Linked DNA regions of Homo sapiens: region 1 is linked to region 2. A link is a loop called in an ENCODE intact Hi-C map of the cell type or tissue named here. Cell type or tissue: PC-9. All regions are shown on one strand.

Evidence for each region. A loop is a pair of places that touch in the nucleus more often than their neighbours do. Peaks named below come from ENCODE experiments on the same cell type or tissue, not always from the same donor. Only the 100,000 strongest peaks of a DNase experiment are listed, where the experiment ranks them.
Region 1: it touches region 2 in a loop (3-fold over the local background); 1 of 110 quality-filtered maps calls a loop at or near these places.

The regions. Positions count from the first base shown.
Region 1 is chr11:129,592,303-129,594,802 of GRCh38, forward strand. No RefSeq gene overlaps it. Among named protein-coding and RNA genes, the nearest start is that of LINC01395, 24 kb to the right of the region's middle. In PC-9, no CTCF peak of the experiment used is centred here; a DNase peak (open chromatin) is centred at 999.
Region 2 is chr11:129,736,982-129,739,481 of GRCh38, forward strand. No RefSeq gene overlaps it. Among named protein-coding and RNA genes, the nearest start is that of TMEM45B, 78 kb to the right of the region's middle. In PC-9, no CTCF peak of the experiment used is centred here; DNase peaks (open chromatin) are centred at 1,030 and 1,450; H3K4me3 peaks cover 429 bases; H3K27ac peaks cover 2,500 bases.

The DNA.
Region 1 (2,500 bases), 140 kb before region 2:
AGGTGATGGATGACTCGGGACAGACATCGGGGTGGAATCTGACACTTTTAAAGTACCCAGTGTGTGCAAGGCACCATACCAGTGCTTCACGGGTGCCGTCCTGCTCAATCGTTCCAACAACCCTACGAAGTGATGAAACCAGTGCTTGCAGTTAGCCAGTTCTGCGTTTCATTCACAGCCCTGCTTTCTAGTTGTGTAACTGAGGAGCATTATTTAACTTCTCTCAGCCCTGATTTCCACAGCTGAAAAGGACTCACCTCCTAGAGGAGCTCAGAAGGTTGAAAGAAATTGTATGTGAAAGAACACGCCAGCTCCTGGCTCGGGCTGGTGGTCCTAAACAGTTGACTATCACTGAGAGCTGGGGAGGTTAGAGGGCTTCAGGAGGCCGTGGGCTCACCAAACCCCAAAGCTTGGGAAGGCTTTGATTTTGTCTTGTTACATCTAAATGCATTTTACTCTGTTGAAAATGAGGGTGAGTGTATTGGTTGATTCTGGAGTGTTTTTGGAAAGTGTGAGCGAGCCCCAGCATAGAAGTCAGGAGTCTCATGCAAGTTTCAGGCCCTCAGTTTCCCACATCTGTAAAATGATACCACTGGACGTGGTGATCTCCAAACTTCCTCCTGCTCTGTGAGTCTCCAGCACTCAGAACCTTCCGCTGCAAAACACAAACCCATTTGTATAACCTTAACAGCCTCAATCCGGCTTTTCACATGTGACAGGCAGCTTGGGAGGTACAAGAAAAATAACTCAAATAATTTCAAAACAAAACAAAGCAGGCTATACTCACTGCCTCTGGATTGGATACGCTTTCCATTTCTTGCCCTGTTCACCTGCACAAGGAACATAAACAAGATTATTATTTCTTTTAATAACACACACATTGTCTACCTGGCTTTTCATTTGGGCCCTGTGCCAGCCATGTGGATAAGATCTTTCAGGAACTTTTATAATGTCACATACTTATGCAAATTGGCCAAGTGTTTATAGCAACAGGCACCACAACAGGTTTCAATTAGCGAAAAGCAGCCAGGCAACCTAAGCAGCTTTGAGCACTGTGGATGCAGGAGCAAAGCTCTGGTCCTGGGAGGGTGGGGTAGATTTGTTGAAAGGACAGATTCTGGAGCACTTCAGGCTTCATGGCTGCTGCCTGGTTAAACCACACTGGTCAAAACCACTCCAGCTCTTGAATCTGGGTTTCCTGTTTTTTCCAGCAACAGGGTGTGACTGTCCCATTGCAATGGATTCCAGAGGGTGTGACTGTCCCATTTTATGGGTTGCTGAGGGCCATACACTAGGTTGGCTGCCTATGGATCCAATTCCACCCTCCATCATATAAACTCCTGAGGGGTGGCCATGCCTGAGCAGCCCCTCCAGTGTGAAGCCATGTGTGAACTCAGCCTACGAGCCACAGGCTCATGTGTGCGGTGATCAGGAGTGGGACCTTTAAAGTTAGACAGACCTGGGTACAAGACTTGGGTTCATGGCCCAACTCCACTACTCACTAGCTATAAGACTGGGCAAAATACTTACCTTCCTTGCATCTCATTTTCCTTATTTGTAAAACAGAAATAGCCAGACCTGGGTGTCAATCAGTCTCACTTTCTAGGTATGGGTAATGCCACCCATCTCACTGGGTTGCCTGAGAGTTAAATGTTATTAAGTGTTTATTTCTGATGTAGTAAGTGTTTGATCAATGGGCCTCATCATCATCATCATATCATCATCATCATCATTATCTAGGACATTTCCCAAGCTGTATTTTGGGGGAGGTATTAATAGGCGATATTTGAACAATGGCTTCTGTGGTCAAATTAATTATGAAAGTACTAACTAAAGAGCACAGGTAGACAAGCTTCCTTCCTGCAAGACTTCTCAGAGCCTAATGAGAGCTGTACTTTCTGAAAGGCGGTCATGGTGCTTGTTGTTTCTCAAACCAATTTGTTCTTAGAACCTCCTTTAGTTGTGGGCCATTTTGGGGACTAGGGATCCATGAAAATACCTTTGGGAAATCTTAACCAAGACCTAGAACCGGGGAAAAGGAATCTCGAAGAAGAAGTATGTGGTGAGAAGTGAAGAGCAGGACATTTGAAAGAGGAGTAAAAATAGGGCATGAAGAGAAGGGGGTTGGACATGGCCAATGAGTTCTGAGAAGCCACCAAACACCCCACAACGTCCGCTTCCAGCATTGCCCCACTTCTGAAGAGCTCTGCTTCACATCAATGTGTCTTGCATCTCTAGAGAAGCCATCTGGGGAGCCAGGGCAGGCCTTACTATCCCCATTTCTCAGATCACCACAGTCAGGTGCTGACATGCCAGGACCACAGAATCAGGAGGTGGTGCCTCTGAAATGACAGAGCATTTTCCCAATGTCACATTCTAGAGTTTTCTGTGGGAGTGAGAGGAAGGTTGATCTAGATTCTAGATTACAGATCATTTGAACTCCACTTAGCCTGAGATAGTTAGGTAATTCTGATTAATTCTGGCTTATTTTTGGCTTTAG
Region 2 (2,500 bases):
TCTGCATAATTTAGCGGGTCATTATTTTCCAAATGACCAATGCTGATGTTATAAGATCATACATGAGTGAAAGATCCATTCAAATGCAAGATTGGTCAATGGATTTTAATGTAAGTAAGTATGGAGTGCATTGATGTGGTTTCAGAATCCATATTGAAATTCACCTTTAAGAAACTACTTGTCAATTTTTCATGTAGAAAAATATCCACATTTATGTACTAAGCACCTCTCCCCTTTACAACTACATCTCTGTATGAAGCCAGATTTTCTTCATATATTTTAGCTAAAATAACACATCACATTTTATTCAGAAGCAAACATGAGAATTCAACTATCTTCTTTTAAGCCAAACATTAGCAAGAGTTGCAAAAAGGTAAAGCGATACTACTTTTCTCACTAAAATTTCTTTGCTTTGGAAAATAGTTTTCATAAAATATAGTGTTAACATATAATAGGTTTATCGATGTTATTTTTAATTAATTAACAATTTCTTACATTTCTCTCTAATTTTTAATATATAAATGAAAGTATACTTATTTCTCTGCAGCCATGGTCATATAAATCAAGCTATATTGCTCTCCTGCTTAAAAATTCTTCAGCGAATTCCCATTGCAATTAGAATAAAATCTCAATCATTTTCTGCAGCCACCAGGGCACTAACCATGGCCACTGCCCCTCTGCACCGTCCTGTGCTCCCAGCAAACTCCAGGGCAGTCCATGGCTGTCTATGCCCGAGCACACCCACCCAGCCTGCCTTATTTCCGGCCTTTGCATTGCCTGCAATTCCCAGTGTGCAGAATGACTGAAGGCAAGTAATAGGATCTCAGTAAATACTTTTGAATAACTCCTTCCTGTGCTAGCAGAGACTGTGGAAAGGGAGGAAGAATGAAAAATTGAGTGAAAGGCGTTCAGACTGACACTTCGGGCAATGATCAAAAGTCAGTTGGTAACGGTGATGGAAGCGCCTCATAAATTGTTCTGCCTTCAGTAAACAAACATCTTGAAGGGGAACTCGAGGGAAATCTCCTATGACACACGAGCATGCACTCTCCCTTTATCATGCACAAACTCACATGCCCTCCATTCCACAAACGTGCACATACACACATGCACACATGCACGTTCGTAAACAGTGTCCTTTTTAAAATTCTTCCGTCTTCCTTTTTTTGAAACCTGTCATCCCTTCTTCCTGCTCCTTCCAGATTTACGACTTTAAAAAAAATTTTTTTTAATTAAGGATTTTTAAAAATCCCTTAGCTATTCCAGGTGTCAGGTTCATGACCAAATGAACTCTCAGGGTCTCAGGCAATTTTTCACTTCTCTTCTGTCAGCATTCCAGTGAAGCAACCTCGTGTCCACAAAAAGATGTCTTCCCTCCAAGAATAATAATTGGCCTGATTCTATAAAGCATTTTACATACCAATGCAACCTGTCACTGAATACCTTTCAAAGTCAACAAAAGGTGGAAAATTAAGGTAAAAATAACTGAAATACCAACCTGTATTCTCTGTTTCCGCCATCCTTGTATAGGAGAGGCCCCCACAATAAATTGCTGAAGTGTGTGATCATTCATTGATACTGAGGCTGGGATTCAGGAAGTCACCAAAAACTAAAGGCATTTGTCCAAAATAGGTTGCAATTCTTTACCCAAAACCTTTAAAGTAATTTGCTTCTGTTCTGCGTGTAACTGTAGACAAAGAGTCAGGAAGGTCACATAAACGAGAAAATCAGCACAGGGATCAGGCCAGAGACATACCTTGTATGAGTCGGGGGTCTCTACTGAGTTGGAGACCCCTCAGAGACAGCCACCACTTGGGGTCAACTGATTATTCTACGACAGAATGCCAGCTGTGTGTGGCTACACCTATTTTTCAAGAGAAGCTAGATAACCAGATTTGTATGCAAAATTCCCAATTAGTTCATTATTTAAAAGCACTGTGTTTAAAAATATGTCTGCAGGTCACACTCAACCTGACGGTCACCAGTTTGTGACTTTTGTTCTAGACATTTAGAGAACAAAGAAAGAGTACAAAAACCATGGGCAATGGTGGAAGAACAACATTTTTTAAAAAGAAATTATTAAGCTTTCAGCAAAGGTTTGAAATTTCAGGAGTGCAGAGCTGCCCTGGGCTCAGGAGCCATGTGCTGTCCCTGACTTAATTCCAATCTGATCAAGCCCAACTAGGTCTTTTCCAGGCCGCATGGTGAAAAAGAGACATGAATAACTTGAGGCTAGAAAATGAGGCTTATGTGGACTCATAGGAACTTGAATTGGTCAGTCCTAAAGGGCAGGGGAGAAAAAAGCTCAACAATAACTTAATGATGAATTTCCCAAAGCTGGAATATAGAAAGAATAGCCATGGAATGTTGTAGAACATGGAAGGAGACACCTTGATTCCCAAGACTTTGTGGATGGTAAGCAGCAGGAGGGGGCTTGTCCAGACCATTAGAAAGCCGACTTTCCACTGTGGCTCTCACACAGCATTATCTCTGACTCTTC